Linked DNA regions of Homo sapiens: all the other regions are linked to region 3. The links are chromatin loops, found by intact Hi-C in ENCODE. Cell type or tissue: mammary epithelial cell. All regions are shown on one strand. Links, peaks and the distances in the headings refer to the core of each region. The heading gives the core; the rest is flanking DNA.

Region 1 (7,473 bases), core at 798-5,797, 100 kb after region 3:
GGTGGGAGGATGGCTTGAACCTGGGTGACAGAGTGAGTCCCCTCCCTGCCAAAAGACACAAAAAAACCTCAGACACAAGTTCTTGATCTGCTGTCATTTTTCCTAGAAGCAGTAATAGACAAACTCAATTATATTTATGAGTTTCCCTATCAACACATTGTTGAGTACATCCTACTTCATTAAGTTAATGTGCCATAGCAACTTAATCATTCTTCTGAGGTTGAACATAAGTAATGCTGCTGTTGAATATTTTGGGCAGCCCATACCATTTTCCAAATTTAAAATGTAGTAGAGATGCCTAGGAATCGAAGTAATTGGTTTTAACAAGTTTGGATATTTTTGTGGCTTTCGATTTGTATGCCAAATTGCTTGCCATTGATTCACATGCCAGTCCAGGATTCCAAATTACTCATAGTTAGATGTCTGGTGGGAGAGCCAGCAGGCAGGAAGACCACTTGGGAGCCCCCTACAGAAGTCCTGGGGAGAAGAGATCCCTTTAGACTAATCCAAAGTTAGGAGGGGTAGAGGGGACGCAGGGTGCTGAGAGCCCAGGAACCATACACCCTGGGTTGCAGCTGGATTTAGGAGGGTCCAAAGAGGGGATCCTAAGGAGCTGGGTGACCCTCGTGTCCCTGGCATGGCTACCTAGTAGGATGTCCTCCCCCCGCCGCCTTTTTTTTTTGGGGGGGGGGATGCAGGGTCTTGCTCTGTCACCCAGACTTATGATCTCGCTCACTGCAACTTCTTCCTCCCAGGTTCAAATGATTCTCCTGCCTCAGCCTCCCAAGTAGCTGGAACTACAGGTGCAGCCCACCATGCCCGGCTGATTTTTGTATTTTTAGTAGAGATGGGGTTTCGCCATGTTGGCCGGGCTGGTCTCGAACTCCTGGCTTCAAGTGATCTGCCTGCGTCGGCCTCCCAAAGTGGTGGGATTACAGGCGTGAGCCACCGCGCCTGGCCCCCATGTTTGTTCTTGATGGTGCTGTACTGGCTGCCCTCCTTGGAAGCCAGGAGACTGATACGTGGGTTGCGTTCAGATGGGGCCAGCAGGGGTTTTCTCAGTGAACTTCCCGTGGTGCACACTGCGTGCAGAAGCAGGCGTTCGCAAGCAGGCGTTCGGCCGCCTGCTTATTATCTGTCCCTGAACCTGAAAGCAAGTCCTCGGGCCTCTGAGTAAAATCAAGGCAAGCGCATCACCGACGTACTCTCAGCAGAGATCGGCTTCTGCCAGGGCCTGCCTGCCAGTCACCGAGTGTGTTTAGCTGGTTGAGAGGTGCTTGGAGGTCTGGAGGTGCATCCGTCAGAGATCATGTTCAGTAGCACAATAGGGTGACCGTAGTTAATAATTTGTTGTGTTTCAAATAGCCAGAAGAGAAGATTTGGAATATCCCAGCACAAAGGAATGAGCCGTGTTTGAGGTGAGGGGGATCCCAGCTACCCGGATTTGATTGTTACACACTGTATACTTGTACCAGAAAAAATTCATATAACTATTATGTACCCTTACAAATGAGAAGGCTCTGGGTCTGTGTGGCCAGGAGACAGCATGCTTTGAAAACAGCAGTAGCTGTAATGAAATCTGAGAGGCCTGGGGGAAGCAGACAGATGTGGAATCACACAAACTTGAGAGCCACCTGTTGGTGTGGAGAACCGCTGCCACACAAGAGTCACAATTGCCACCTCTGTTCTTGCCTCTCCCCTCCTCGGTCCTCCCTCCTTGTGCCTGCTCACTCCTGTCCTCCTGTCGCTGCCACAGTTCTGGGTGCTTGCCCACCCTGTGCTCCCATGCACCTGCTTCCCTGCTCCTAGGGGCAAGAGACTGGGATCAGTTGCATTTCTGCTGATTTTTAAGATAATGCAATGCAAGATAAAGCAGAGTCCAAGTTGTAGAGGGAAGGAAAATAGTATTACTTCCAACGTCAGCTCTTCTAGACTGACCCCTTCAGTACAAGATTTAGTAGAAAGAATTTAGAACAAGACTTGCTGGCAGCTTTTCATCTTCACTGAGAATAAGGAAATAGAATATGCCGTAGGCATCATTCCCATGGACTGCTGGGCTTGGGGGCTTCCAGTAGGGATTTCTGGTACTCACTAAGGCTGCAGGAACATGGTAAGTGTATCCTCTGGATAGTTAAAGCACCCTGCAGCCACAACGATGCTTCCGCCTATGCATTTCCTTGCTGTAGAGTGAGTGTGAGAGATGTATTCGATTCTCACTGAAGTTCTTGGAATAATGATGGATTCCAGTGCACAGTGAGAACAGCAGGAAAGCTGTACCAGACTCAGGCGTGTTCTCTACCCCAGTCCCCATTCGTCTTTCGCCAGCCCATATAGGACTATGTCCTGCCTCATTGTCGGCCTCTGTCCTGTTTGGGGATTGGTGTCACATGCTGTCAATGTCTCATCAGCTGTCAAGTTCCTCTTAGGATGGCCTGGCTCTTCTCATTGACATGACACATTCAAGGAATTCATTCCTTTGCCTAACTGCTTGGTTGTGCCACAGGCCTGTGCTGGGCAGAAGGAGGTGGGGCAGCTGGACCTGAGATGTCCTAGTGGGGCCACACGGCTTCTGCAGATGTCTCCTCTGGGACATTCGGCAGAAAATGCAGACACTAGAGAGACACAGTAAATGACATCAGCAAGAAACCACCAGACAAATCCCGAATTTGGGACCTGTTTCTTTAAGTTGATGTCCCTGGGGAGACTGGGGACAGGACTGTTGTAGGTTGAAAGAGCCTTAGCGACCTGGCAGTCAGTTGTACCCCGTGGACTTTGGATCCTGATTCAGATAAACCAACCATGGAATGACAGTTTTTGAACAGCTGAGAACATTTAATTATACATGACATTAAGGAATTCGTGTTAATTTCAGGCACTGATAGGTAGTAAAAAGTCTGTATATTGGCACACGGAAATACTCGGGGGAAAATGTCATGATGACTGATTGATTTTAAAATATACTCGGGGAACACATGGACAAAGCTCGTATGGCAAAATGTTAATTAGTAAATTCATGCAATAGGTAGATGAGGATGCATTATATTAATATTTCTCAGTTCTTTGTATGTTTGAACATTTTCATAATAAACTTTTTTAAGTTCTGGGCCCCTGGTAAGGCACCTTACATGGCCACCTCCTCCTCTTCCACCTCCATTCTACAGATGAGAGAAACAGGGCTCAGAGGTTAGCTCTTTCATCTAACGTCACAGGACTTTGACTGTAGAACTGGCATTTCAACCCAGGTATCTTGAGACCAAGGTGCCCACTCTCGACCTCAGAGCTGTGCCCTAAGTTCTAAGCACTGCTGGAGGGGGTGACTCGCGAGCGTACACCCACTCCGGACTCCTCCTCTCTGCTCACCTCTCTTACTGGTCCTGCTGGCCCCCGGGACTCCACGGGGAATGCCGAATGCATCCAGCAGGAGGCGTAGTAGGAGTGAATTGATAAGCCATCTCCATGTAGAGGCAGAAAACATTTGGCATATTACAGTTTCTCCTGTTGTCTCTTTTGAAATTACAGCGAGGGCTTATGTTTTTAAATATCAGTTAAAAATACCTTTTTCAAAACCTCAGAAGTATTGAGACATGTTACCATTTTCCCCCTAAATACTGTGTATTGGAATAGATTCCTGCTTGGTGTTTGTAAAGATGCTTTTCTTGTTGCAGGCAGACATCTGGTCCCTGGGCATAACAGCTATTGAACTTGCAAGAGGGGAACCACCTCATTCCGAGCTGCACCCCATGAAAGTTTTATTCCTCATTCCAAAGAACAACCCACCGACGTTGGAAGGAAACTACAGTAAACCCCTCAAGGAGTTTGTGGAGGCCTGTTTGAATAAGGAGCCGAGCTTTGTAAGTTTCCCAGGGATCACAGCGTACCTCTTCATGTGCGGCTTGACTTGGTTGAGATACATCCTGTTGGGATTGCTTTAATCACTCTTTTCAGCTGTCTTCCTGGTATTATTCATTTTTCTTTTTCTAAGTAAGTATGATTGACTTCTTTGGTTTGCAAATACATTTTAATTTTTAAGTATTAAAAATCTCCTTATTTTCTTTTAGATTTCTGCCATCTCATACTTCATTGAATCTGAAGAATATTCTCCTTAATATTAAATGTGGAATCATAAATGTTTAATATTTATAGAAGATCAGGCCATAAACTGTTACACTGTTTTTAATAATGGCAAAGGTTAGCTGGAAACAAATGGCTAAATATGTCTTTAAAGTAAATGTTTTCACTTTCCAGGTGGCATGTGTTAGGAAACAAAAGATTAGAAAATATAACCAAGCCACCCTCTGTGCTTCTTCCCCTCCCCTTCCTGCCTACTTTCTCTTTTTAGGTTTAATAGACTCTGGCAGAGCCATACAGCAGTAACGACTGTGTGGCTTTGCCTCATTTTCTGTCTGAATTAGGACATTTCTTTGAAAGTAGTGTGTGTGTGTTGGTGTTGGAGGTAGCACCATATGTCCTTGTTTTGTTTCTGAGTTTTCCAGCAGAGTTAGCTGAAGGCTAAGCTGAGCCCCCCTTTTCTTAACTCTTATGTAAAAATGGGTGGTTACTTTTACAAGAGCACCATGGTTTCCTAATATGCCAGTTCTGGTAAAGGAATTAAATGGGTAATGCAACATTTTCTAAGTACGTCTAAGGAGATGCAGGCTGAGACCACCACACCAGTGTTTGATGACTACATCAGCATCGGGTGGTGGTGGGGCTTGTCCTGCATGCCACGATGCTCTGCATTTTATTACACGATGATGTTTCTTGCAGCCATCATGCACCAGCACCAGTGGAGATGTGTGCAGGCATGTCTTCCCATACAAAGCATGTGTCCTGTATGGGCTTATGCCCCAGCACACAGAGCTCCACCCCACAGCTACCGAGGAGCTGGCTGAGAGGCGAGAATATGAGCACCTCCGGGGTAGTTGGGGTTTCACCCTTGGATGGACAGGGAGGGAGAATACTTGAGGTGATCCACGTTTCTCATGAGTTTGAATCTGAAAACATGCTTGGCTCTTGTAATCAAGCTTTTGTAATTTGGAGTGAGTGGGAACTTGGTTCGACTCGGTGTTTGGGTGTTCCTGCTGTCTGTTCCCATTTGGGCCATGCTGGTTTCCTTGGGAAGCACATTCCCTGTCACTATCGCCATCCTCAAGGCAGGCAGCTGACCAGGTGCTGCTTGCGGTGGCCATGCTGAGCCCAGGGCATGGGTGAAGTCCTCAGCCCAATCACAAGGGAAGGGAGGGAGGGACCTGGGAAATAGCCCTTCTAAACCGGGAAAGTTGGTGGTGAAGCGCATCCAGTTGCTCTTTCAGCAGACAGGAAAAAGGGGATCTCCTGGCTCCTTTCCAGTTTCTCTGAGATAATTCCAAATTGACATTTCTATTATATGGTTGGATGTGGCCAAACGTTAATACAGAAAGTTAACAAAGCAGCCCAGCATGGTGGCTCACATCTGTAATCCCAGCACTTTGGGAGGCCGAGGCAGGTGCATCACCTGAGGTCAGGAGTTCAAGACCAGCCTGGCTAACATGGTGAAATCCCGTTTCTACTAAAAATACAAAAAATTAGCCTGGTGTGGTGGTGCAGGCCTGTAATCCCAGCTACCCAGGAGGCTGAGGCAGGAGAATCGTTTGAACTGGGGAGGCGAGGTTGTAGTGAGCCGAAATCGTGCCACTGCACTCCAGCCTGGGCAACAAGAGCAAAACTGTCTCAAAAAAAAAAAAAAAAAAAAGTTAAACAACACAGAACATATATTTTGTCAGCATTTGTCATAAAGTATTTTATAAACTAGGAGATAAGCTTTTTTTTGAGACAGAGTCTTGCTCTGTCGCCCAGGCTGGAGTGCAGTGGCGCGATCTCGGCTCCCTGCAAGCTCCGCCTCCTGGGTTCACGCCATTCTCCTGCCTCAGCCTCCTGAGTAGCTGGGACTACAGGCGCCCACCACCACGCCCGGCTAAATTTTTTTGTATTTTTAGTAAAGACGGGGTTTCACCATGTTAGCCAGGGTGGTCTCGATCTCCTGACCTCGTGATCTGCCCGCCTCGGCCTCCGAAAGTGCTGGGATTACAGGCGTGAGCCACTGCGCCCGACCAGATCATTTAAGCTCTCTTAAATGATCCCTGTGAAGCTCTGTGCAGAGTTTTCTGTGAAAATGTATTTATTAGGGACATCCTTGGAAAGACAGTGCCCTGCCCACCATAGCACCCAGAGCCCAGGCGTAGGTCCTGAGCGACTCGTCTTTGGGTGAGTTGCAGTGAGAAGCGCTGTGGAGTAGAGAGTCCAGCCATCAGGTGTCAGTGTGGCGGTTGACATTTTGAGGCAGAAGTCTGTCCTTTGGGGTAGGACCAAGAACTTCATCTCATACTTTAATTGTTGGGTGTGTTTTTCCAGAGACCCACTGCTAAGGAGTTATTGAAGCACAAGTTTATACTACGCAATGCAAAGAAAACTTCCTACTTGACCGAGCTCATCGACAGGTACAAGAGATGGAAGGCCGAGCAGAGCCATGACGACTCGAGCTCCGAGGATTCCGACGCGTAAGTCGGCCCCTGAGTGACCCAAGCATGTGTGTGGGAGGGATCCGCTGGTCTTTGTCACTGTTTGGTGTGGGTTTCGTTTTCTGTTGAGTTTTTTTTTTTTTTTAGACAATCCAGGTTGGTGGCAATTGTTGTGTTAGACACAGCCTGGGCCTGTTTGGGAGTTGTTTAGCCTCTTGACGTTGCTGGTGGAGTTTCTGCGAGTGAACTCTTGTGGTAGAGCTGTGCATGGGGAACTGGACCTGGCTGTTTCATTCTGTTTTGTTTCGTTCTGTTCTGTTCTGTTTTCCATTAAACTTCCTGTTTGTAAAACCCTGATCAGGTGAAACTGCTTTACATGGATGTCTGAAAGGCCAGAAATGCATGTGTTTGTGATTCTGTATTGTGTCTGGTAGAAGCTTCTGTACCAGGAGTGGCTTACTGAGAATTGCTGTCAAGTTTGGCATCTAGGAATTCCCTTGGCTTAAGAGGCGGAGTGGGGCTGGAGCCATTTGTGTGGGGAGGGCTGGGGGAGGTGGTCGGGCAGACTTGTGTCTGGAAGTCCGAGCGTGGGACTCGTCTGTTCTCGTGCATGCCTTGGCAGAAGTTAAAGTTGGCCCACAGTGCAGGTCCATGTGCCAGGCCAGTTGAATGAGGATTTCCGGGGATGAGACCCTAAGTGGTTTTTCAGGGTCTCTAGGTGATTCCAGTTTAAAGCCAAGGTTGAGACCACTGCCCCCGGAAGTTCTTGAGGTACTGCCATTGGGAGATTGCTGGGGTAGCAACAGGGATGACAAGAGAAAGAGACTGGAGAGAGGTTTGGAGAGCCAGGACGCGGCGGTGGATTTGGGTGAAGGAGGGAAGCCAATGTTCCAGGCTGGGGCAGCGTGGCACCAGGTGTTGTGATGTGTGGTGCGGGAAGCCGAGTGTGGGGTGAACCGTGTGTGAGTCTGAGTTG
Region 2 (7,473 bases), core at 627-5,626, 86 kb after region 3:
AAAGGATATACACAGCTCACAGGAAAGAAAATATGCATGACTCTTCAATATATAAAGATGTTCAGCCTTACAATAGGAGAAAGATAAATAAAACTCCCCTGAAGCATCCTTTGTGTATGAATGAATAACTGGCTTAATTTGCTGGGGCTGCCAGAACGAAGTAGCGCAGACTGGGAGCCTTCAGCAGGAATTCGTTTGCTAATAAACCTGGAAAGATGTTGGTAGGGTGGTTTCTTGGGAGGCCTCTCCCCTTGGCTTGTGGATGACCGTCTTCTCCCTGTGTGCTCATGTGGTCTTCCCGTGTGTGTGTGTGTGTGTGTGTGTGTGTGTGTGTGTGTGTGTGTGTCTTCATCTCTTTTTATGACACCAGCCGTATTGGATCAGGGCCCACCCTAATGAGCTCATTGCAACTCAGTCACCTCTTTAAAGAGTCACATTCTGCAGTGTTGGGAATTGGGACTCCAACATGTGAATCGTGGGTGTGTGGGAGAGGGAAGCACAATTCAGTCCATAAAAATGACCAAAAAATAATAATAAAATAAAACTTGATGACACTGTGGCATGGGAAAGGGGGAAATTAGCACCCTCAGACACTGCTGAGGCCATATATGGGACAGCCTCTTTGGAGGGTCACTTGTCAGTATCTGTTAAAAATTCAGATGGAGTCCCTTCACCCAGCAGGTCTGCTTCCAGGACCCAGCAAAACTGACAAATGTACAGCTCTTCCTTGACACCTGGGCCGTCAGAGCGAAAAATGGAAACAATGTGAGCTCAATAAGGCATGGGCTAATTATGGTTAAAAAAATGAGGAAGTCCTTTACATATGGACTGCTCTTTAAGAAACTTTAGGTAAAAAGCAAGGTAAACAACAGTGTGTGTAGAATGCCACCGTTTGGGTAAAAGGGGGGTAAAGTTTTGTAGGTATTTGCTCGTATGTGCATAACTATTTTTCTCTGAGGTTACATTAGATGTCGTGATGACTTGCTGGGGCAGGGACGGTTGGTTTGCTGGGTAATGGGGGCCCAGGGTGGGAGGGAGACTTCTCACTGTATATACTTTGGCACCTTTTAAATTTTCACTCCAGAATTTATTAATTAAATGAATACTTTTATTTCCCTGATGAGAAAATTGTATCACGAGGTCATTCATAACTTAGGTTATTTGAGGTTGTTGAAAAAACATGAAATTATTTCGATTAAAGTCATCATTGTGTTGAGAAGCCTGCTGGTTTATTTTTCTTGGGGAATGAGTGCCTCAGAAGTCATGGTTTGGAAGGTTTTATGAGGACAGTGGTTCCACATCTGCAGGACAGAGCTGGGTCCTTCCCGGAGAACAGGCTGCCACTCAGACGCTCCTGCCATGAGGCCTCTGGTGCAGAATACGTGAATCATTGTACCAGGCTTCATTTTGCTTAGAAACTACTTAGAATTGTTAATTGGGCCCTTTTGGTTTTACCAGGTTATTCAGAGGCATTTCTGGGTGATGATGTTGATAAAGCTGATAGCACTTTGCATCTGTTGAGCACCATGAATTTTGCCAAGTGCTTTCCCACTCATGATCTCATTTAATTGTCACTTGGAACTGTGAGGTTGGAAGCACCGATCTGATTCCCATCTTGTTGTGGATGAAGAATTTAGAGGGTTTAAATGACTTGCCTGATGTCTCCTGGTAAGAGCTGGTCTTCCTGCTGCAGGAGTTTCAGTGTGTAAGCCAAGACGAGGAAGAATGGCTGAACGGTGCTTCTGGTCAGGAACCATGTCAGATTTGTCAGCGTCCATCGTGGGTGTAGTTCAGCGGTTCTCTGTTGGGTGATTTTGCCCTCTGGGGGACACTGACGATGTTTGGAGACATTTTCAGTTATCAGAACCTGGGGTGTGTCACCGGCATCTAGTGGACAGAGCCAGGGGTGCTGCTGAACACCCTGCAGTGCATGGGGGAGGCCTGCAGCAGAGCTGAGCAGCTCCAAAAGTCAGTGCTGGGGTGGAGGATCCCTGGTGTGGCTGTGAAGGAGAGCCTTGCCTGCAGCCCCCAAAGCTTGTCTCTTGCTTTCCCAAGCTTATCCGTGTGTTCACCTTTGAAGGTTTCTTCCTTAGGATTGGTAGTGGTAGAAACGATTCTTTGGGATCTCATTGGAGGCACATTTCAGGGCCCTCTTCTGGCGCCCATGTTGACTGTCTGTTGTCCTACCTTCCCAGTGCAGTGCTGCAGGGGTGTGGCGCGAGTGCGGCCCACATGTATGGGCACCAGAAGACTGAGACCCGGCCTTCACTCTGTCCCCTTTTTCTTTCTTTTTTTTTTTTTTAATACTTTTAAGTTCTGGGGTACATGTGCAGAACGTGCAGGTTTATTACATAGGTATAGATGTGCCATGGTGGTTTGCCGCACCCATCAAACCGTCATCTACATTGGGTATTTCTCCTAATGCTGTCCCTCCCCTAGCCCACCACCCTCCGACAGGCCCCAGTGTGTGATGTTCCCCTCCCCGAGTCCATGTGTTCCTGTCCCTGCTCCTCTTCCGCTTCCTCCCATTTCTGTGGGAAGGAGGGGAAAGCTGCTGTCTTAGTGGCTGGCGTTGGGTGTTAGGGTCCTCCTCCATTAATGGCTGGTGCATAGAGCACAGGAAGAGAGCCCCAGAAGTGCCAGGCGGTGGTGCAGCTGCTGCCTGTGTCTAGCGGGCTCCATCCGGTCCCCCGGGCCGACCTTCAGCGGCTGGAATGCTTGCAAACCTGAAACCGCCTTCGCAAAATGATGACTGAGACTAAAGAGATCGAACTTAACTGACTCCATCTTTCTAACCTCCAAGCTGTCCTTGTTCATTCCTGGGCACAGGCTGACTTAACTTTGGGAGAAACTTACAGTTTAAACAAAGGCGGTAACAGCCCTTTGCCAAAGCAGACCTCCTTCTTGCCTGGGGACTAGATTGCTTTTGTAGGACTAACATTAGCCACAAGATTAGAAATTATGGCTTAGGAGTCAGGCAGCTTGGGGCTACAAGATTCTGAGCCTCTCTAAACTGCTCCTAAGATCAGTGCCTGAGATATTTTGCAGGCCCTGCACTTGATGGATCAGCTGGCCCCACTCAGATCAATAAACTGGTTCATCTGATCTTGTGGCCCCCACCCAGGAACTGACTGAGCACAAGAAGACAGCTTTGATTCCCCGTGATTTCATCTCTTACCAATCAGCACTTCTGGCTCACTGGCTTCCCCTACCCCACCAGCTTATCCTTAAAAATTCTCCCCGAATGCTCGGAGAGACTGATTTCAGTAATAATAAAACTCTGGTCTCCTGCACAGCTGGCTCTGCGTGAATTACTCTTTCTCAACTGCAGTTCCCCTGTCTTGATGAGTCGGCTCTGTCTAGGCAGCGGGCAAGGTGAACCCACTGGGCGGTGACACACCCAATGAGGTTGAAAAGCAGGTTCCACCCAGAGTGGAGCTTTTCCTGATGCAATATCCCACCCCCTGGTTGTTGGTGCTGGTGTGTGAGTCACAGGCCCAGCCCGGGTATTTGAGACGCAGTGACCTCAATAAGGACTTGAGCTGGTTTCCTGAGTGCCCTCTGGTGAGCCTTGTGTCTGGGTAGCCTTGCCACCCAGCGCGTCTGCTACCAGGAATGAGTTGGAGGGAAGCGGGAAGGCTGTGTTATTTCTCCATCTTCCTCTCCAGGAAGGAGGCGGCCTTGGTCCTGAGGCGGGGTTTGCTCTGGGTAGAGAGCTCTGGATGTTCTGTTGTTGCTTGCACGTCCCCAGAAGGATCAGGGCGACACAGAAAACTTGGTTGAGGTGTCTTGCTAGGGCTCCTTAAAAGGAGAAGGTAGCCAGGTGAAACTTATCTTGTTTGCTTGGCAAGTGGTGACGTACCTTCGTGGTCAGATTGAGAGAGCAGCGAACTGAGGAGGGCGGAGCTTTGGAAGTGCAGAAGGACGAGGGGGTGGTCACTTGTGCCTTGCTGCTCCAGGAAGCTGCCTGGTGACCCTCAGTCCCCTAAGTCAGCAAAAGATTGTTTCCCAGGGTGTCATATTGCACAGCTGGCTACAGTGGGAGAAGAGGCGGGGAGATTACCTCCCTGCTGGGAGCTCCCCTTGCTGTGAGCAGACTTAATGCCCAGAAAATAGAAGGGATGGGAGCCAGTGAAACCAGTTAAACAGCAGCTGTTAAAAAGGGAGTGGGAGTAGAAACGTCAGAGTTCCCAGCTCTCTTAGGGAAAAGCGATTTAGATTTCCTTTGCCATCTAGAAAGATACTGGTGTTTTCCTGGAAGAGCTTACTGTGGCATACCCATTCCCCAGGAGCAAGCATTGTGGAAGCCTGCAGGCGAGCGTGTGTGTGAGATGAAGGTGTGCTGAAGGACACTCTTGATGATGGAAGCTTCCCTGAAATCAGAACCTGGGATCACCAAGCCTCCTCAAGGCAGGTGCCCGTGACTGGATGGTTATTGAATGAGCGACATGCCTGTCCCTCTGAGTTGGGTGTCAGACACATCATTCGAGGTTTCCGCACTTGTCCGGTCAAGACTGAAGTTGTCTTTATTATCTTAGCAGTCAAGGGCATTTAAACGCTTGAAAAGCATTCAACATACATTAAAACTTGGGCTGTTTATTTGGACTGTCTTAGAATCAACTCCAGATGGCAGGATTTAGTTTGAATTGTGAGAGGAATGTATTTTATAAATGCAGTGCATCTTACCGTTAGCGCCTCCCTAGAGTCAACACGAGTTACTCTTCCTTGGTCACAGGGTCCACAGTTAACATTTACTGAGCTCGAGCACACCAGCGCTGTCCCTGAGCACTTGAGTTTGCTGTTAAGTGGAAAATGCAGAGAAGTAAACCTGAAATGAAAATCAGAGCAATAGATAATAAAAGTAAAGTTTGCCCAGGGCGTGGGGAGGGAAGACAAGTGAAGCATTTTCCTGACTTGCGGAACCTCCAAAAGCAAAAAGGCCTGGGAAGTTGGGGCGTGTTCTCAAAGGGTGAGCTCACTTGGAGTCAGCGCAGTGAGACCTGGAGTCAGGGGCGAACTGAGGGGTCTTCCTTGGGTGTTCTAAGAGCCGGACTCAGTGCTCTCCCAAAGGGACCAAAGAGCCTTAAAAAAGGTTTCTTCTTTTTTTTTCCTCCATGTGTGCAAAAGCCACCACCGAGTCCTGAGTCAGCAGCGGAGCAGGCTGACGTCTGAACCCCGTGAACCCACTGTGAACCCAAACTCTGGCGGTGGCGTCCCGTGCCAGCCATGGGTTCTTGGCTGCTCGCCGTGGCCAGGCTCTTGGCCAAGGCCTCGTGCAGAAGCTCAGGAGACAGCTGCCCGGGCCCCTAGGTCGTGAAGTGGGAGTCGGGATCCAGACCCTGCCCAGGCTGCCCCGTGCCCTGCACTGCCTGGCTCCCCAAGGAGGGCGGACAGGTTTGCGGGCTTGTTTTCCAGGGAGTAGCACTTTGGGATTTGTGGTTTTAAAAAGAGAACTCTGCAAGTCATGAGGGCTGAGTAGCTTGAAGAGAGACCACAGGGAAGGCAGGCGCAGAGCTGGGGACTGTGAGAGCCGGGGCCTTGAGAGGACACAGACATGCATGTTAGGACAGACCTGCTTTTCTGGAAAGCTCCCTGAGGGGAGACTGTGGCAGCTTTGGGAGGTGCTAGAATTGGCTGCCCTTCTGCCAAACAGGCAAGTGAGTCGGAGGCCACGCTAGGCGGCCCCTCCACTCACAGGGACCTGGAGACACACGGTAGGGGGTGGGGGGCGCAGGGGAGGCTCAGTGCTGCAGGAGGGAGGAAGAGGAGAGGGTCTTGCCTTGGCACTGCTCTCCCGATGTGTGTGACACCACTGCCTCAAGTGGCTGCAAGTTCTCAGCTCTCACTGTGCCTGAGGATCCCCCAGTGAAGTGGCCTAAAAATGGAAACACCCAGTCTGCTTTCTGAGATCCTGGGGCAGTCGGTGGAACGCATGCCCTGGAGCCCTGGGGAGTCAGGTGCGGGCCCCCGAGCACACCCCACAGCTCCCTCCCAGAGCATGATGGGGGTGTCCCTGCACTCTGGAGGTCCCTGCACAGCTCTCACTTTGACACACTTCCCGTGCTGGTACATGTTTGTAAAACTTTCTAGTTCCAATATAATTGTGAAAAATACCCTTTGATTATTAAAAAAAATTTTCCTGGATTCATTTTGAAAATGATTCTCTTCTTTTTTTTGTTTTATAGGATACAAAATTATGGATAATAATGGAATATCTTGGTGGAGGCTCCGCACTAGATCTAGTAAGTATTATGTTGGATGCAGAATACGTATCAAAGCTTTTTCTCAGGAAACCTGGGTTTTAAAGAATCCATTGCATGTATCCATTTCTTTTTCTTTCTTTCAAGTTGCATTAAAAAAGGAACCAAACTATTCCTTACGTGTTTTTTTGCTTCTTATATATCACTAAAAATTATTGGTTTACCTTTTTTTTTTTTTTTGAGATAGAGTCTTGCCCTGTTACCCAGGCTGAAGTGCAGTGGCGCAATCTCAGCTCACTGCTACCTCTACTTCCTGGGTACAAGCGATTTTTGTGCCTCAGCCTTCCAAGTAACTGGGACTACAGGTGCATGCCACCACACCTGGCCAATTTTGTGGTTGTTGTTGTTGTTGTTGTTTTTGGGTAGAAATAGGGTTTTGCCATGTTGGCCAAGCTGGTCTCAAACTCCTGACCTCGAGTGATCCCCGCTCTCAGCCTCCCAAAGTGCTGGGATTATAGGCCAGGTGCGGTGGCTCATGCCTGTCTGTCTGCTTTTGAAACCAGCTGTTTTGTTTCATGGGAAACCAATAAATGTATTCATAGAAGGAAGCAAGGAAGGATCATGCCTGGAATTATCTCAACTGAGAACAGCTGGGTAGCTTATTTTCTGAAACAGGTTCTATTTACTTTTGTAGGGCTGTTATCTCATCGTTTCATATTTCACATGACAACTTAGTTTCCAAAATAAGCATGTAATATTGTAATTTTGGAAGTAAGGGGCAGGGTGTGATTATGAAGGTCGGATGTCGGATGTGGGAGCAGTGGTCATGCCTAAGGGGAACACACACTTCCCTGCTTGCCAGCGCTCCCAGGGTGTGGAGGTGGGGCTGGCCCGCACCAGATGTCTCCTCTGAACTCTCCCTCAAGTGCCTTCTGTGGCCTCCAGTCCACATGTAAGGTAGTGGAAGCCAGGTGGAGGGTGGCTGTACCGTCCTGGTCTGTGATTTGCTTGTGTAAAACATGGCTTCCTATTGGGTTTTGATGCAGTGCTTACAGATAACCAGCATATGTCATGAGCACAGCTGAAGTCATCCTTGAAACATAGTAAATGCAAACGAATTCGTGCAGCTGTTTAGCACTTGCTGTCTCATCCCCGCTGTGGCTGTGCAGCGAAGTCACTGTGATCACTCTTTCCCCACCCCTTCTGTAAGTGCAGGTCATTTAGGTGAGTGGTGATTTTCAAGATAGGCCAGATCTGTCATTGCAGTGTTAGA
Region 3 (7,473 bases), core at 918-5,917:
CCAGGGCTTATAAGGAGTTGGCTTAGAAAGACAGCAGAGTCTGTAATCTCAGCAGTTTGAGAGGCCGAAGTGGGCGGATCATGAGGTCAGGAGATCGAGACCATCCTGGCTAACATGGTGAAACCCTGTTTCTACTAAAAATCCAAAAAATTAGCTGGGCGTGGTGGCACACGCCTGTAATCCCAGCTACTCGGGAGGCTGAGGCAGGAGAATCACTTGAACCCGGGAGGCGGAGGTTGCGTTGAGCTGAGATTGTGCCGTTGCACCCCAGCCTGGGCGACAGAGGCAGACTCCGTCTCAAAAAAAAAAATAAAATAAAAAAATAAAGCAGAGTGAATTCAGGTGGCCTAGGCAAGGATGCTTGAAAAATAACAACCATGTTAGTATAAACACCATTTTTCAATGTTTTGCAAATCATTTTTATGCCTCTTGATTCTTACCGGTACCGTTTGAGATGTAGATGATATTATACCATTTTGTAGATGTGGAGACCAAGGAAGACTTAACTGACCAAGGTGAGATCATATATTATGTGGCAAATTTGTGATTGGAAACTACTACTCCTCCTACTCCCACTCATCATGCAGTGTTACTGTTTTATGGTTACTTTTGCAAACATTAAAGTTTATCTCATTGCTAGTTAGATTGGCTAAAGAAATTAGAAATAGGAGGCTGATTTTTTAATTTATTCAATCAGCAACCCTTATTGAACTTTCATGTGCCAGGTCCTAGGGGAGGGGTTGAAAGTGGTAGATCTGAATGAGGTTACCATTTAAAGTAAATGTTTAATGAAAGTTGCTGAAGCCTTTGCTTTTTTTCTCTTAAACCCCAGTTTTATATTTCAGTAGGGGAAAAAAATAGACATCAGAAACTGAATGAATATAGTGACGAATAAACATAAAGAAATCAGGCTGATCTGTGGCTATAAGTACTCCGTCTTTCATTGAGCATTTGTTGTTTCACTCAATTGAGATTAAAAGAAAAGCTTCAGATGGAGGCAGGAACACCAATCGGCTTTGAGTTTGCAGAAATGTGATTTAAAAATGAGATTTTGGTTTGCACATTTCTGTTACAAAATTTTATCAGTCACTTTTCAACTTTTCTGAACCGTGACCCATGTAAGAAATATATTTTACATCAGGATCAAAAACAAGTTTCAGGAGACCGTACTAATCCTTACTACGGGTTGAGTATCCCTCATCCAAAATGCTTGGGACCACAAGTGTTTCGAATTTTGGAATATTTGCATTATATGCTTGTTGAACATCCGAAATCAGAAGTGCTCCCAATGAGCATTTCCTTTGAGTGTCATGTTGGCGCTGAAAAGTTTCATATTTTGGAGCATTTTGGATCAGGGATGCTCAGCCTGTGCTTGTGATGTGCTGTTGTGGTATATTTAAAAAAGGAGCTGGTTGCAACACTAGATTGATTTCACAGCCCACTGATTCCTGACCCACAGTTTGAAAAATACTGAATTATATACGTCACATGTATTGCATATTGCAGGGCCTGGTTAATTTACCATGTTTTGAAGTTGTAAGTTTAACATAGTTTCATATTTGAAAATACAGATAATTTAGAGGAATAGCTTAAAAACCTGAAGTTTGTCTTGTTAACATCATCCTGTCCCCCTCGTTCCCCTTCTGTTTTTCTTGCTGCTTGGATAAATAGACCTTTGCTGAGAATGCCCCTTGCATCAGGATAGTGAGACTGGTGTCTAATGGCCAGTCTGGGAACATGGGGAGCTTTTCTCAAGTGCTCTGCTCCACCCTAGGGAAGCCTGTGCACTCTGGGAGTCTGGGAAATGAAGGCAAACACAGGACAGCTGCATTTAATTGTGGCTTAAGTGCTCTTGTACTTTTTTTTCTTGTTAGTGTCACATTTCCACGGGTTCTTTTCCGTTCCTTCCTTGGGAGGTGCCTGCCCAGTTACCCTGTTACCATCTGCACCCTGGGGGAAGGTTGGTGTGTCACTGGGTGTGGACAGTCAGGACATCCGAGACGTGGGTTCGGAGAGCACCTTGGGGACTTGCTGAACTGTGGAGTGTGCTCTGGTGACTGACAGCATTGGACTGCACAGGGGAGCCTGCAGAGTATAGTGCCCGGAGTCGTTGGAGGCAGAGTTCAGAGCCTCAGTCCATCCTGTCCTCAAGAGGTCGGCTGCCTGCTTTGGGGCATGTGCTCTAAGAAGGTTGCAGTGACTGAGGACACAGTGAGCAAAGGCACATGGTTGGAAAGCGGTGACACAGCTTCTGGTGGGCTAGATCTAGATCGGTCCTGGAGCTGAAGAGGCAGTGGGGTGCCTGTGGGCCTGGGGGAGGCCTTGCATCTGTAGACAGCCGGAAGTATGGCACATTTTTGAGCAGATGATCTCCTGTTCTTTGGGGCTCCTGCTTTCTCAGGTGTGGGGAGTGCTGGGTGCCCCTTTAGAAGGCATTGCAGCACTTCAGGGAAGAGGAAGCCCAGGGATGCGAGTGGGGAGCCCAGGTGTCAGTAGGACAGCCTAAGTGGATTTTTTTAGCATTCACTCAGCTTCGTGGCTTGAACTCTCAGTGAACATTTTATAGTATCTCATTACTCCTCTTGCTTTATGATCCTTTTTGCTGATCAGTGCTAAAGAGTAATAAGTACTCAGTTACTGTTAGTTACTGTTTTGTTAGTTAGTTGCCTATGTAAGTGTCAAAAAAACAAAAAACCTATTTTGAATACTCCGTGTTCCAAAATGTAACAATGGTAAGAATTTGTTTTGCTTGAAAGTGTTCTTTTTTGAGGGGGAGGATGGTCACAAGGTTTTTTTAAATTAGAAAAACCCAAACTTTTGGAGGAGTCCAGTCTCAGATCTGGGAGTATTCTTGATAGCATGTCACATAAAAGCAAGTGACCTTCAAGTAGGAATTGGTCAGATGAGATTTTCTAGCTTGCTAACTGTGCTGAGCAGTTATGGGCAGGTGGCGGCTGGCATCATTGCTTTCCCACCCTCTTTCTGACTTTGATGCTCTTCTTGGAGCTACGGTCTGATGCGTAGAGCTGAGCTGCCTAATGTGGTGCAGGTTGAGTTTCATTTTCAGTTCAGTATTTTTCCAGGACCCTGGTGCAAGATGCAGGGTGAGCAGTTACTGAAGGGAGGAGCCTGTCGATGGTCACTGCTACTTTCTGCTGTGCTTGTGCGGTTACACACACTCTAAAGCCGCAGTCCAGGCGTCCGATGGTCTCCTGAGAAACGGGCCCCTTAGCTCTTTATTTGGGCGATTACTCCCGATGATTCAGAGCTGCCCTTGTGGAAGCTCCTTACCTGCAGGAAGTGGACCACACCCAAGCCACCTTTCTGTGCCTTTTAATGCCTTAGCTCAGCTGATTATCATTAATGGAATCTTGTGGGTGGTGTGAGTGCAGGAAATAGAAGTTGCACTCTATTATCCATGTCTCATCGCGTAGAATCAGCCACTGTCGTCGGAGTAGTTTGTAGCAGTCATTTCCCATAATTCATGTTTTTGCAGTGGAAATTATAAAAAATATAAGTGCCAAATGCTTTGGGAAAAATAACCTGCCTCCTGAGGGTGACTATGGAGTTTCTTAATCCTAAATGGCTCCCTGGTTTGCAAGGTTTAAATTAGGGGAAATAAACTGAGATATGCCTTTGCTTGGTACAAACTGTGAAACATCCCAAATTGGTGGTTACCAGTCACTTTATGCGCACCCAGGGAACAACATTGTTGACTCTAGAGACCTTCCATTGTGTTTCTTGAGGGTTCTTCGTCAGCAAAAGAAACCTTTTCTGTTCTGCGCTCTGTTGGTATCTGAATACATTGTGGGAACATTTCAAGTTTTAAATTAATGCTTACCAAGTACGTAGCTGGGGTTTATCTTCCTATTATTTTAAGTCTCTTCCTGTTTTTTAAGAGAATTTTAGGCCGTAAGGTTTGAAAGAACTGTTACAGGTCCACATCCTTTGTTTTATTTGTAATTACTTAGGATTTTGTTTAGTTTCTATTTAGAAATGTCTAATGGGTAGTTTTGTAAGGTTGGTTGGGAAAGATAGCAGCTGCTTCCACCTCCCGCCATTTCTTATTCCCCGAGGGCAGCCCCTTTGATCTCTCCTGGTTGATTTTTGTTTTTGTTACTCCTTAGTTTATGAGGAACATTAAAAAATTGACCGGGGGCGGTGGCTCACGCCTGTAATCCCAGCACGTTGGGAGGCTGAGGCAGGTGGATCACTTGAAGTCAGGAGTTCAAGACCAGCCTGGCCAACATGGTGAAACTCTGTCTCTACTAAAAATACAAAAAAAACAGCTGGGCGTGGTGGTGGGCGCATGTATTCCCAGCTACTTGGGAGGCTGAGGCAGGAGAATTCTTTGAACCTGGGAGGCGGAGGTTGCAGTGAGCTGAGATGGTGCCACTGCACTCCAGCCTAGGTGACAGAGTGAAACTCCATCTCAAAAAAAAAAAAAAAAATTTCTGCCTGTGTTTTTTTTTTTTTCCTGGTTTCAGGCATTGTCTATAGACTTTGGACCCTGCGGATGAGGATTTACTTCTCTTCCGCTTGCCTCTTTTCCTCACATGGGCTCCCCGCTCTCCCCCAGCAGAGAGATGTTGTAATGTCAGTGAGGTCAGAATGCGGTGTGTACATTAATGGACTGCAGACGGATCTGCAGCCCAGCCATTATTACTCAACCATAGTTACTGATCAGATTTCTTTTCTTTTGGTAATGCTTCTCATTCATCCCAGCACTCTGTAGTTGTTGCAACCTTGTCTTAGGAAGTTCGGGTGGCACCTGTGCCTTTCGTCACCTGCGTATCTTCTATGCTTCTTGTGCCACCCCCATCCTCTGGTCTTCCTTTGCTCTCATCCTCTGGGTTCCTTCTGCTGCTCTCTTGTGTTGAATATCTGTTTTGTTTTTTTTTGTTTTTTTTTTTTTGTCTCTGCTGTCATTTTCTTTCTTGGTTTATGCCATGATGTTGGTTGGGCATATAGTGCGCCATTTTCTGTGAATAGGCAGCGTGGGAGACAGGCTTTTCAAAAATTTTTTTTCTTCTCCCTCAGTTGATATTTTAGCATGGTGTAAAATTGCAGGGTGGACATTCATTTCCTCCAGAATTTTAAAGGTGTTTCTCCACTGTGTTTTAGCTTCCAGTGTTGCTGTTGAAGATGGAGGCCCTGCCAGCACCGGCTTCTGTGTGTGCAGGCTGTGCTGTTCTTCCTGGACCTAATGGGATCTGAACTTTTTCCTTGAGTTCTGAAGTTTCACAATGATGTGGCTTGGAGTGGGGCTGTTTTCGTTTCTCGTGACAGATACTTGGTTAGGCCTTTTCTGTGAAGCGACTCAGATCTTTTCATTGACTTTTTTCTTTGATTCCCCTCCCCCCTTCCATTTTCTGTGTTCTTTCTTTCTGAAACTTTATTACTTGGATGGTGAACCTTCTGCATCGGCCCTCAAATATTCTTTTATCTTTTTTGTTTTTCGAGATGGAGTCTCGCTCTGTCACCCAGGCTGGAGTGCAATGGCGTGATCTTCATTCACTGCAACATCTGCCCCCCCAGGTTCCAGTGATTCTCCTGCCTCAGCCTCCCGAGTAGCTGGGATTACAGGCGCCCACCACCATGCCTGGCTAATTTTTGTATTTTTTAGTAGAGATGAGGTTTCACCATGTGGAGCAGGCAGGTCTCGAACTCCTGACCTCAGGTGATCCACATGCCTCGGCCTCCCAAAGTGGTGGGATTACAGGTGTGAGCCACCATCCCCGGCCTTCATTCCCCATTTTTAAGTATGCTGCCTCTGCTTCCGGCTGTGTCTGCTGCAGCCTGGTCCATATATCCTCAATTTTTCCTTCCTTTGCAGATAATATATTTTCATCATTTCCTTGACTTTGGGAGCCTGGCTGTGAGATGTGGGGCAAGCTGTCTGGCTGTCTACCCACTTCTGTGGCTGACTTTGAGGCTCTGCCTGGTTCACTCATTCCCCCGGCAGAGGGACTGGTGCCGTCAGTTCCTGAGAGCCGGGGGTCCAGCACTGTGAGTTAAGTTAGTTCTCTGCTGGCCCGGCGCGATGGCTCATGCCTGTAATCTCAGCACTTTGGGAGGCCGAAGCGGGTGGATCATTTGAGGTCAGGATTTCGAGACCAGCCTGACCAACATGGTGAAACCCCTTCTCTACCAAAAACACAAAAATTAGCCAGGCGTGATGATACACGCCTGTAATCCCAGCTACTTGGCAGGCTGAGGCAGAATTGCTTGAACCCAGGAGACGGAAGTTGCAGGGAGCCGAGATCGCGCCATTGCACTCCAGCCTGGGCGACAGAGCGAGACTGTGCCTCCAAAAAAAAAAAAAGTTCTCTGTTTTCTGCACCTCCGGTTTAGCGTTGTCTTCCTCTACTCCCCACCCCCCCCCTTTTTTTTTTTAAACCACTACCTACTTTCCAGCTTCTGAGATTTCATTGCAGTTGTCTTCTCTCTGTTTCAGGTATGTGGTGGTTTTTAGATTTATGATTTTAGTGGGATTTCAGGATTGACCCAATTAGATGCTGCTGTCTGTGTGACCCCTCTACCTCCAAGTTGCTATTCTTCAGTTTATAGGTGAATAAAGACAGGGCCAGGCAGGTGAGGAAATTCCAAGAGCTAGGACTGACTGCTGGGCCAGGGCGGCGGGCAAGAACTCGGAGCCTCCGTTCTCTTCATCATGAGATTGTGCCTCTTATTTTCTCCCTGTAAATAAACAGCAGTATACATGTCTGCTTATTTTTCCATCTCTCTACTGGTCGGTGGCCTCCACCTCCCCAACTTGAACTGAGAACCTGCTCTTCTTGCTTCTCTCATTTTTTTGGTCCCAAGATCCTGTGGACACAGAACGATGTCCGGGAGCCTCATAGGATCTCTCTGGAGAAACGCTTGCTTAAGTTTATGATGCTTTGGGGTTCCAACCCCCTGGTCCAGAATTGAGTATGTGCTTCTTGGCAGGGCGGAGGTGGCATCAGTCTGGTCGTATGTTCCGTGGTGGTCGGTGCAGGACTGGGGCACACGTGTGCCACAGATGCCGAATAGCCCGTCAGAGGGCCTGGGTGTTATGTGGCTGTCCCAGTGGCCATGTGTTAGCAGATTGCATGTTGCAGAGTCAGTGGTGTCTGCGCGCTGGGGGCACTGCACAGCGCTGGCCATAAATCCATAGCATGTTAATGGATGGAGGACTTGAAGGGTGCGTATCTAAACAGCGAAAGCTCTTCTTTGGGGTATGGCCTTCAAGTGATTTCTTGCTTAAGGACAGAGTACTTTCTTGGGTAGAATTTTACAGCAACGAACCATTGAGTAGAAATGAAAAACAGTCTGGAACTTGGGACTGAGCCTTAGCCCGCAGTTATTTTAGGTATAGTTTCGTCGAACTTTGGAAGCGTGTTCAATGTGGTGACTTCAAAGTTATTAAACTGCCACTTGAACTCCAGATGAAGAAAGGTATTGCTTGAGGAGCGTTCCTGTGGTATGTGT

What was found. Peaks named below come from ENCODE experiments on the same cell type or tissue, not always from the same donor. Only the 100,000 strongest peaks of a DNase experiment are listed, where the experiment ranks them.
Region 1: it touches region 3 in a loop (2.3-fold over the local background); 56 of 110 quality-filtered maps call a loop at or near these places.
Region 2: a loop joins it to region 3, with 2.6 times the contacts of the local background. A loop is called at or near these places in 77 of 110 quality-filtered maps.

What each region holds. Positions count from the first base shown.
Region 1 is chr13:98,462,754-98,470,226 of GRCh38, reverse strand. STK24 (serine/threonine kinase 24) reads left to right here. Exons shown (of 11, transcript NM_001032296.4): 6 at 3,666-3,851; 7 at 6,391-6,536. Among named protein-coding and RNA genes, the nearest start is that of FARP1-AS1, 31 kb to the right of the region's middle. RefSeq lists an enhancer at 6,009-6,510. In mammary epithelial cell, for the core only: a CTCF peak has its summit at 3,410; no DNase peak of the experiment used is centred there.
Region 2 is chr13:98,481,034-98,488,506 of GRCh38, reverse strand. It overlaps STK24 (serine/threonine kinase 24), which reads left to right. Exons shown (of 11, transcript NM_001032296.4): 3 at 6,186-6,242. Among named protein-coding and RNA genes, the nearest start is that of FARP1-AS1, 49 kb to the right of the region's middle. RefSeq lists enhancers at 3,250-3,329, 3,730-3,809, 3,870-4,039, 3,476-4,167, 5,861-6,050 and 1 more. In mammary epithelial cell, for the core only: a CTCF peak has its summit at 3,581 (motif pointing left); DNase peaks (open chromatin) are centred at 3,446, 3,946 and 5,226; H3K4me3 peaks cover 177 bases; H3K27ac peaks cover 2,694 bases.
Region 3 is chr13:98,566,856-98,574,328 of GRCh38, reverse strand. All of the region lies in intron 1 of STK24 (serine/threonine kinase 24), which reads left to right. Among named protein-coding and RNA genes, the nearest start is that of STK24, 6.5 kb to the left of the region's middle. RefSeq lists a silencer at 1,900-2,194 and enhancers at 3,046-3,095, 2,723-3,922, 5,947-6,448. In mammary epithelial cell, for the core only: no CTCF peak of the experiment used is centred there; a DNase peak (open chromatin) is centred at 3,218; H3K4me3 peaks cover 520 bases; H3K27ac peaks cover 2,604 bases.